Linked DNA regions of Homo sapiens: region 2 is linked to region 1. Evidence: chromatin loops called from intact Hi-C (ENCODE). Cell type or tissue: mammary epithelial cell. All regions are shown on one strand. Links, peaks and the distances in the headings refer to the core of each region. The heading gives the core; the rest is flanking DNA. Region 1 holds the start of LCE1F (late cornified envelope 1F). Region 2 holds the start of LCE7A (late cornified envelope 7A).

What was found. A loop is a pair of places that touch in the nucleus more often than their neighbours do. Peaks named below come from ENCODE experiments on the same cell type or tissue, not always from the same donor. Only the 100,000 strongest peaks of a DNase experiment are listed, where the experiment ranks them.
Region 2: a loop joins it to region 1, with 2.4 times the contacts of the local background. A loop is called at or near these places in 1 of 110 quality-filtered maps.

The regions. Positions count from the first base shown.
Region 1 is chr1:152,774,718-152,780,098 of GRCh38, reverse strand. LCE1F (late cornified envelope 1F) reads right to left here and starts at 4,959. Exons shown (of 2, transcript NM_178354.3): 1 at 4,909-4,959; 2 at 3,075-3,749. The coding sequence starts at 3,727. The coding sequence ends at 3,371. In mammary epithelial cell, for the core only: CTCF peaks have their summits at 2,361 (motif pointing right) and 5,012; a DNase peak (open chromatin) is centred at 5,038; H3K4me3 peaks cover 135 bases.
Region 2 is chr1:152,855,822-152,861,202 of GRCh38, reverse strand. It overlaps LCE7A (late cornified envelope 7A), which reads right to left and starts at 1,207. Exons shown (of 2, transcript NM_001395990.1): 1 at 1,172-1,207; 2 at 1-526. The coding sequence starts at 505. The coding sequence ends at 218. In mammary epithelial cell, for the core only: no CTCF peak of the experiment used is centred there; a DNase peak (open chromatin) is centred at 2,932.

The DNA.
Region 1 (5,381 bases), core at 190-5,189:
TGTGGAGATGAGGAGTTTTCCAGAGTTTCTGGGAAGCTAGGGATGGAAAGGGGAATTCTCAAAGGACTGTGATGGGGCCATCTCCTCAGGATCCTGAACACTGTCTGTCTTTCTGGGGAAGGTCCACAACACGGCCCAACAGATCACCCCGGGAGTCCACTCTCTGGCTATCTGTCGTGTGTTTGGTGAGCAGAGGAGGGGGATAGTGTTGGCATAGATAACTGTGGCAAGTATCTTGAAAAAATACTTGCATTTAACTCTCTGTGCCTAAATTTCCGATTTTTAAACTGAGGCTAAAAATGGACCTGCTTCATAGAAATTTCAAGGATTAAATAGTATACTGTGAGCACACAGTGCCTGGCATATTGAAATTGCTCAATCAGTGACGGTTCTTCTAATATTACCCATTCATCAGAACACAGAACAATACAGAGTAAGAGATGTTCTTCAGGGAATGAGCAGATGGGAGTCACCAAGGTGGCTGAGAAGATTGTCTTTACCCTAGCAATCCAGGATGGTGGCACTCCTCTGCCACTGGTCTGAGTATCTAATGTGGGAGGAAGTGCTGAGAGAGGGCATTCTGGATCTTCTCATGTTGCTTGGACTGTGTCATGATCCTGGTCTCAAACTGAGTGGGAATTGTGGAGCATTTGTATGCATGAACAGGAGGGTCTTGTTAAAGTAAATTAAAATGGACACCAGACCTGAAGAGTCCCTGGACAGACAAAGCCAGTTAGGCCTCATAAATGACCTCAACTTTGCTTGATCTCCAAACATAAGGGAAACGTAACTTAGGCTATTTCTTGTAAACGCCTATATTAAAGAAAAATGATACTTAAAACCAACCAATCAGAAGCCACCAGCTACCTTATAATTATGCAACTAGGGACTTTCAGCACAATAGACTGAGTAAGAAAATGGTGTAACAGCAACCAATCAATAATTTTCTTCACTTTACTTTTGTGTTTGCTTTATAAAACCTTTCCTCTTGTGTTCTCTTGACAGAGCCCTCAAACCACTTCTGGGTTTCATGAATTGCTGTTTGCTCTTTAAAATAAACTCTTTAAAATTGTATCATACCTCAGTTTGCGTTTTAACAGTCCCCACATGTGGAAAGCAGAGAAGAAATGAAGTCCAGTCCCACTGCTTGATACTGGTTTCTGGACTCATCAGAGAGCGAAGAAGAAGGGAAGACTTACAGGGACCCTGCAGAAAACTGATGTCCTAGTATTTAAGGAGCTCCTTACCTTGAAGCATCTGTTAGTCCCTGTCTAAACAGCTCTGGTCCTTAGAGCTTGGAAAAAGTAGGAAAGAGATAAAAATGTCACCTTTAGCGGGAGTACTGTGAGATGTCCTCTCCTCCCTGGAGGAAGCCTTCTCAAGTTAAAACACAGGTTCCCCTGCCTTAGGGAGCCACAGGACAAGGGGAGAAGCCCAGCCCTTCTCCTCAGAAATCCCCCAGGATAGTGTAATACCCATATCCCCTGGACTCGGGAAGTCCTCACCCAAGGCCTATACGCTGCCGGTCCCTATGGAGTATCCCTGATCCCAATGCAGAGGCCTGGTAATACAGGGGTTGCAGTTTATAGGGATTCAAACTGCCTTTTCTTCAGGGATTCCATGCCAGATGGGGAAAGAGGAAGCACATCTGGGTGGTTCCAGGAGGAAAGGACACAAAAAGTCATGATAGGAGAGAGAATAGCCTGAGAATACTAATATTGAAGGATTGTAGTGTTAAAATAGTGTGAAAGTAGAGGACATATTAGGCAAGCTTCCTGGAAATGGAGGAGGCTGACTGATATTGATCCAGAATCCAAACCTCAGGACCGACAATCAGAAGGACTTCTAGAAGCACAGAGGCAGGGTGTCTTTCACAGAGTTGGACATTGTTTCCAAGCTCTTGACACCAGGGATGAACACTTGTGTGTTTGTATGTGTGTGTGTTTGGGTGTGTGTGTGTTTGCATGTGTGTGTCTGTAATTTATGACTCCATTTGTATAGGCAATGGCAAGAACAGAAACTCTTTGAGGTCCATTTGCAGAAGTGAGCTTAAAGGTTTATTTGTACTAGAGCAGTCTGCATTTTTAAAGTATAAGCTACATGGAGTCATTTTGCTATGTTTGCTGAAGGAGGGGCATGGTAAAATTCTTTGGGAGAATAGATGGGGAGAGAGTGAGGGTATCAGGAAGAAGGAGGGTGACAGCTGAGTAGGATAATGTCTGTCTTCCTTAATAACCAGGGTTATTAAGTCACCATCGCTCCACTTTGGTCCTCCCTTCCACATCTGGCCTTATGATGGAGGGTTGGGACTGCCAATCTCATTTCTCTTTGCTGGAGGTTTCCTGAAGTCTCCGCCAGTAGGCGGAGCTAGAGAGAACTTGGGAGACTGGCAGAGTGACAAGGACCAGGCTTCCTTAGATTCCCTTAGAATTCTCCAAGTCACCCCAATATTACTTCTCACCCCAGCAGGAGCAATTTATCCCTTTAGCAACAGTGGTTCCAGTGTGCAGTTTTTCCCGCTCACAAAACCAACCTTGTTGGGTTCTCATGGAGACAGACCCTAGGGCCAGCACCAGCTTGTGCCCCTCCTCAGAAGCCTGAGTCCAGACACACAGGGCCCCTCCTCTGAGCTCAGGGACCCCGGCACCCATGAGAAGGGCCCCTTTCCTAGAGGCCTGAGTTTCAATTCGTGGGCCACTGCTCCAAGTTTCTAAGTTTTGATAGTTTCAAGACACTCCCTTTACCTGCCATTGGTAGCATGGTGGCAATGACAGTTACCGCCTCCATGAACTCTTTTTGTCCTCTATTGGTCTTGTCAGTTCTCTGATGCCAAGTAAGCAAATTTTTATGTAAACTTCTGTCTATTAAAGTACATCTCATAATTCTCTTTCCTGACTTGACCCTGGCTGAGGCACTGAGGGGCGAGGGTCAGCTCTGGTGAGGACCAGGAGTTGAAGGAGTTAAGCAAGCCATGCTGCTTCAAGGCCCAGATAACCGGGTGATGGAGCTGAGATAAGACATGCTTATCCCTCTGTTCACATTTACAAGCAAGAGTAATGCAGTCTAGAAAAAGGTGATGAGCAGATTATTTGTTTTATTGTTTCATGCACAATGGAGATTGCCAAGGAAATCAGGGGAATGAGGCAAGGACTTCTATTTGGTATTCCCAGGCCAGGCGCACAGATGGAATCAGAGGTCAGAAGAGGAATTCTTGTGAGAGGGCAGATTTCTGGATTCTAGGTCGGAGGAATCTTCCAGGACAGAGTTTGAAATCTTTACTAAAATGTCCCAGCAACACAGTCAGTCCCAAGGAAGATGAAGTTGCCCCTTTCATGCCTCTAAATCTGCTCTTTTAGGCACAGGGTCCACTTCAGCAGCAGCCTCCAGAGTGCTGGCCACTGCCCCCTCCGCAGCAGCTGGAGCCCGCTGAGGGCTGGCTGCAGCAGTCAGAGCTCTGGGGTCTGTGGCGGTGGGACCTACGCCGTCTGTGGTGGCTCAGGCAACAGCCGCCTCCCCCAGAGCTGCAGCAGCCACCACCCCCAGAGCTGCAGCAGCCCCCAGAGCTGGAGCCACAGCAGCCTCCGGAGCTGACGCTGCAGCAGGAAGAGACAGGAGGGCACTTAGGGGGACACTTTGGGGGGCACTTCGGTGTGGGGCACTTGGGAGGGCACTTGGGAGTGCACTTGGGAGGGGGCTGGCACTGCTGCTGGCTCTGCTGGCAAGACATCTCGGTGGCGGGTGTTCAGGAGCTGAAGGAGGGTCAGACAGCAAGTTAGATGGAGGCAGAGGACACCCCTGCCTATTCTTGTCCTTTCTGCATTATTTCTAGATCCTTCATTTTGAAAGCCTTATATCAAACATAGGAAAATCACCTCTAATGTTTTTATCACTCTCAATGTTTACCAAGTGCTTTCATTCATGGATTCTCATTTCAAACCTTATTTGAGATGTTGTCATGCAATATATAATCTCCAAATATGTAAATAAAGTTTCTGCTCATTAAAAGCTCCTAAGTGTGGGAGAGAAGTCCAGGAAATAAATTGGCTCCGGGCCAGCATTCATTCTATCACATCACCAAGAATTCTGAAAATGTTCAATGTTGAGACCAGTTTAGAGATGAAAATCTCTTTAAGGAAAAATCAAAATAAATTTCTATTGGAAGAACTGATATATTTCAGTTTGCAGAAATAGAGAAAACTATAACCGCAAAGGATGTTGGAGTCAATTTGTTCCAACCAACTCAATATATAAATAAAGAAACTGAAGCCAAAAGAGGTAACTTCACTGGCCCAAAGTTATTCATTAACAGTCACATTTGTTCCGGGGTCCCCTGGTTCCCATCCTGGGCTCTGCCCTTTAGCACATCCTGCCTCCCCAGGCCTGTCCCCAGGCACTGTCACATGGCTTTTAAACTCCAGTGTGCACTCAGTTTTCCACTACAGATCTTCTTGTTGGCATCTAACAAGATCCACAGGTGTCTTTGATCCTTTCTTCCTCTAAGTAGCAGTGTTCTCAGCATATCTTTTCTAAAAGTGAGTATGTCTGTATTTCCAAAATTATATTCCCACTATGCAGCCCACTCTAGCAACATCCAGTGGCCAATGTGTTTATTCTCTAAAACCAGAGAAACACACTGAGCAACTGAAAACAATTTGGTTCCTCTAAATCTGTGTCATACAGCCCTTCAGATCTTACCAGTTCTTCTTAATCTCTCTCACTCCACCCCACCCCTCTACCTCCTCTTTCCAATTTTCTGCCCCCACCCCATTCCTTGCCAATCACAATTCCAGGCCCCTGAGGCCCTGCCTAGACTCTACTCCTGCCCTGGTCTGAGTATCCATCCCCTCCTTCCCTGGCCTGGGCATCCCTCTGTGGAAGCCCCTGCTCCTTTTTCCAGGGCACACTTACCAGGATCACAGGCAGCACAGGGTTCTTCAGCACCGCAGGAGGTGAGTGGATGGGATGCTCTGGCCCTGAGCCCTTTTATTCTGTCCTTGGGTGCTGCCTCCAGCGGTGAGACAGAGCCTGGGCATGAGAGGACCTGCCTCCCGACACCCACATAGGTCTTGTGACGAGTGGTGACTGGCAGTTCTGCATATACCGTCCTTCATTGGTGTTCAGGGGAGCTGCTGTCAGCTAGGAAAGAGCTTGGTGGAAATGGGGGCTTGTGGTGGGTGAAAATGGACATCATGGTTCCTGGAGTCCTCCGTGGCCTATTTCCTATGAAGATGGCTCTCTTCACAGTCTTGTAGTCACACTTATGAATTCTGCACAAACAACTCATTTTTCCTTCTATTCTAGATACTAATTTTCCATCTAGACCTTTGGGTCCATATAGCTTGGTTAAAAATCCACATGCCTGCATTATGGGGTTTGTCCAT
Region 2 (5,381 bases), core at 191-5,190, 81 kb before region 1:
AAAAGCAGGTTTTTCTTTTGCATGCAGGTCTCCTTGATCTAGGAACACAGCCAAGGCCAAGAGGCCTGAGGTTCTCAGCAAAAGGGGGAGCCCATCACCTATGGAGCTAGGCAGCTGAGTTCAGGAGGAGAAGGAAGGAGGAGGGTAAGAGTGAGGGAAGACATCAACTCAGGGCGGGTCCTTGGCTGTGGTTCTTTGGTTCCTCAAAGGTCACAGGTCAGCTGCAGTCTCCAGAGCTATAGCAAGTGGAACATCTAGAAGACTCGTGCTCACAGCAGTCAGAATGCTGGGGCTGACGCAGGTAGAATCGTGGAAACCGGAGTGAAACTAGAGAGCAGTGGCCTCCAAAGCCAGAAATACAGCAACTGGAAACACAGCAGGAGGGAGCTGGAGGGGGGCATGGAGCTGGACATGAAGCAGGAGCCTGAGGGGTCCACTTGGATGGATATTTGGGGAGGCACTTGGCAGGGAGCTGCCATTTCTGCTGGTGTTTCTGATAGGACATCTTGGAGAAAGTCCAGTTACTCTAAAAAACAATGCAAACATTTCAAAAGTCTAATTAATGTAAACCTTGTTTGTATCAACATTTTTCTACAGAGCCCGAAATTCTACAGTTGAATATGTGGCTCCAGAAGCCACATCATAATAGCAGAGCAGCCCTGCTTTCCTGACATAGGAGAGATTCAGCAGTGAGTAAGTTAGAGTCTGGTGACATCTTCTCTTGTGCCTGGCCTGATTCTCTCAAGACTCCTGACTTCAAAGGCAGTTGCTTAGGGCACTATGTAGTCCCCCAAATCTTCACTTACTTATTATCCTATCTTCTAATTTATGCATTCTAAAAACCACATTTTTAACCTGAGTCTATGGTTACGTCACCTCTCATCATCATCTCCCTTTTTTTCTTTCTTGCATCATGAGCTGTACCTTTAGCCCTACTCTTCAGCCCTGCGTGGCTGTCTCTTGCCCTACAAACACTTGCACTGCCCCAGTCTCTGGTTAACTTCACTCCTTCTGGGTTTGCTGCTTCTGAACCACCTCGATGATTGCCATGAGCCTGGTCTTCCTGGAATTATCAATTTCCATTCTCTCCAACTTTGAATGGCTTTTCCAAAAGGAGGTGTAGCAGCCCTAGTCATCCCCAAACTGCCATCAGATCAGTAAAAACACTCACCTTGTCCTCTTAACCCTGGGCAAACGATGGGACTACGGATAGATACACTGTGAGCGGGAGCCTTTTATACACACACTGCATTCAACTAGAGAGAATGAGCCACAGATGATGTGAAAACTGTTTCCCAACCAGGTGGTTGTGATGTCAACTTCCCACATTCCAGTGGCTCTGTCATTCTGTCACTTTGTCACCCTGTGTCACTAACAGATCCCCCAGAGCATCCTTCCCCTTCATAAACTCTCACAGGATTTCCATAAAGATTAGAAGATCATGACTTAGAAGGGTATTTATAATGACATAGCTTGGGAATTGAAATTAGGGTTTCTGGAGGAATCCAAAACATGACTGGGCATCTAAAGTCACAGATGTTAGATCAACACAGGCACTGATCGGGGTTTCTGCAGGCATTATCAATAAGATGGGAACCAATAATCTAAGCACACATGGGCCAATACTGAGGGCTCAGTGTATTTGATTCAGATACCAAAGTGCCTAAAATATTGATCAACCATGTGGCATCATAGAAAGTCCCAGCTGCAAGCGGATTTAGGATACTTCCACTCTACGTAGGTCAGGAACATATGGCCAGAGGGGGCAATGGAGACCTCAAAGTTGTGCAGAGTCTGAACTAGAAACCATATCTTCTAACTCTCTGAGATCATCAATTCAGGCCCCCATTTCACAGCAGCCCCTTCTTTTGGATTTGCTTGGGTACATCCACTAGGATCTAGTCTCTCCCCTGCCCACAAGCTCCCTCCTTTTTTCATGCCACTCCCCACCCAGTTCACTTTTCTTAGTTCATTGTTTCAACTACTCTTTTGCCAATATAATAAACTTTCTTTTGTTACCCATTTGGCTTGTCACTGCATTTGACTGGCAAAGCCTTATCCCTGGCTGAATTCTCCCTGTTGTGCCTAGTTGCTATAAAAATGAAAACAAAAATAGACATTTTGGCAGGATGACACCATCATAAAATCACCATCATCCACCTTGGCTGGTCCAAAACATGGCTTGGTGATCCCCGTATACCTCCCTGTATTCACCATGCACATACCTCATGGCTTTTCTCCTCCCTTGAATCTTCCAAACCTTCACTACTGCCTCTAGATAGATGGTACTGCCTCTACCATATGGAGCAAAGAGTTCCTGTCAAACATAAAGCACTTCCGCTTCCTTCTCCTAAGTCTTCAAGCTCACTTACATCTGCAGCCATCCTTCATGACTTCCTGTGTTACAGGGGAGGAGTGGCCCCTTGTCTTTTCCAACACCTATCCCTAGCCCTTTTCTCTGGATCCTTGCACCTTCAATCTCAATTGTATTGTTTCTCCTATGAAATGCTCCCATGGCACCTTGTATTTCTGGTAACACTTGCTTGTATTTGTTTTTCAATATCTGTCGTCCTGGATAGAATGAAATCTCAGTGTTCATGGGTTCACTCTTTATCTCCAGCACCTACACAGAATCTGACATAATGTAAGTGCTCAAAAGTATTTGTTTAATGAGTTAATGGGTGATCTGTGGTTGAGGCAAAGGTCTCCCCTCCTTTCACTCCTTGAGAGAGAGTAGCCTGGGAGGCCAGGTCAGTGGCAGGCCTGTGGGGCAGGTGTGGGAAGCTGCTCCAGGGATGGAGTCAGCAGCAGGAGCTTTGCACTGTGAGTCAGTGCTCTGGTCCCTGCTCTGCTGCTCTTTCTGGGTTTCAGGAGAGGCTGGACCAGATTATCTTAGGTATATCTTCAAGTAGGTATTTTTATTTATGAGCCTCAGAACTCCACGGAGCTTACACTCAGCACAGGTCTGATCTTGTCCCTGAATATATTTTATCTGGGATTGGAAGTGGCAGTGAACTTGATGAAGAGGGTGGAGATGATGGCTGGAATGTTGACTATGCCAGGGTGTGAGATAGTTGAAAGTAAGTCACATTATGAGGGAGGAACTCCATACAGTCTATTCAGTTTCTCCCACTTATCAGAGGAAATGACTTAACATCTTGCCTTGTTGTGCCAAAGCAGAGTATAGTGTATATATGTGGTTCTCTTCTGGTTGTGCCTCTTCTGGCTCTTCTTCTGAGCCACTGAAGCCCAGATCTGTAGAGATAGGCAAAATGATGCTCTTTCCCTGTGATATTTCTGACAAAAAGTATTACAAGTATATTTAAAAAGGTTGGAAAACACCATTTTATTGTGTTGGTCTAATACCCATCAATGACCTTCTGGTTCAATAATGAAGAATTATTTATGTCCACAGAAACTCCTTTTTTGTAGTAACTTTTCAAATGCTACTTTAAAGATGTTAATTCATTTGTTGAGTGCCTGATACTTGCAGAGTTTTGTGAATTCAAAGAAAATTAAGATATTTTCTTGTCCTTAGAGAATGGTCCAAGTGAGATAATATGAGAGAAAGAAAGGGAATTAATATTTATTCTTTAAATATGTTATTTGAATTATCATAGTATAATAGCTTTATGGGTGTCTTTTTGTTAATCTCATTTTACAGAAAAAGTAAGGCTCCTGGCTCACACCTGTAGTCCCAGCACCTTGGGAGGCTGAGGCGGGCAGATCACCTGAGGTCAGGAGTTCGAGACAACGTGGCCAACATGGCAAAACCCTGTCTCTATTAAACGTACAAAAATTAGCCAGACATAGTGACAGGCACCTGTAATCCCAGCTACTTGGGAGGCTGAAGCAGGAAAATCACTTGAACCTGGGAAGTGGAGGATGCGGTGAGCCAAGATAGCTCCACTGCACTCTAGCTTAGGCAACAGAGTGAGACTCTGTCTCAAAAAAAAAAAAGGGGAGGCTCAGAAACATTATATAACATACCTATGTCTCAAGTGCCAATGCCCTGATTCTGGGTTGCATACTCTTCCAGCTTGTATGCTGTGTAAAAACATGAAGCCAATGCAGTAGGCAATGGTGGAGGCATGGAGGGAGGGCTGGAGAGTGCACAAAGGCAGAAATTTGTACTGTCTGGGACTACATCTCTTGGAAGAGGTTACATTTGGAAGATCAGTGGGAGTTAATCAGGGAGTGAAGGGGAAATTGGCATTCTAAGTAAACGGAAGAAGAATTGACAAAGGCACAGAGATGTGGATGAGCTTGGTTTGTTCTGGAAACAGATAGTGGCCATAATATTGGGTGTATAAGAACCAGAGGTGGGATGTTTGCTGGACAGAAAGGAAGGACAGGCCCAAAACATTAAAAGCTTTACTTGATGCATTGTGTGATTTTAGCATACATTTATGGCTTCCAAATTATATTTCCTAAAATGCTGTTGCCAAGGATGCTCGACCGTCATCTCTTTTGAGAGCCTCCAGACAACATGAGTTTCTCTGCCTTTGTGCACTCTCTAGCCCTCCCTCCATGCCTCCACCATAGACTATTGCATCTGCTTCATGTCTTTACATGGCATACAATCTGGGAGAATATGGGTCTCAGAATCAGGGCATTGGCATTTGAGCTGTATGTTATTTAACATTTTTTGAGCTTCATTTAAAAAATCTAAAAAATGGGATTATCAATAAGAAACTCATAGAGCTATTGTAATGTGGTAATGCAATTAACATGTTTGATGGATAGGATGTTGAGAATAAATTTTAATTCCCATCTCATTAATATGAGGGTTCCAGAAATTTGAGCTCCACTTAAAAATACCATTAATCCTTGACTATTTAGGCTGCCTGGGAAGGAGACCCTGAGCAGACAACAGTGGGGGCCTTGTACCTACCCCCTGCTGCAATCAAAGTAATTATACCTTTACCTTCTTTATATATTGGAAGCATACATATGATTTAATGTGAAAACAGGGTGATTCTGCTTTTAAAAGTTTGACCAGAGACAACTGGACATCCCTGATCATTTAAACAAGGGAGAAGTATGATCAGATTTACATTTTAAAAAGATTACTAGGATAAGGTGGTCTTAGTTGTTTTGATTTGGTTATCTACAAAGCTGAAGCCTATGGTGAATGACCAGCCTGATGGTTTAATGAGGATCAGAGATGGACTTGGGGGAGGAGCTTCGTTAATCAGCTTCTAGAAAAGGGGAATTGCTGGAAGATGACTGGAAGATCTTTGCTTGGCCTAGGCCATCTGGGCATAGCTGGTGCATTCCTGGACTCCACTCTCATCTGCCCATGCACTTCCTCACCATCCTGCCTGCCTGAAGATTCAAGAATGTTAAGGATTCCCATCTGGCTTGGGTGTGCCCCTTAA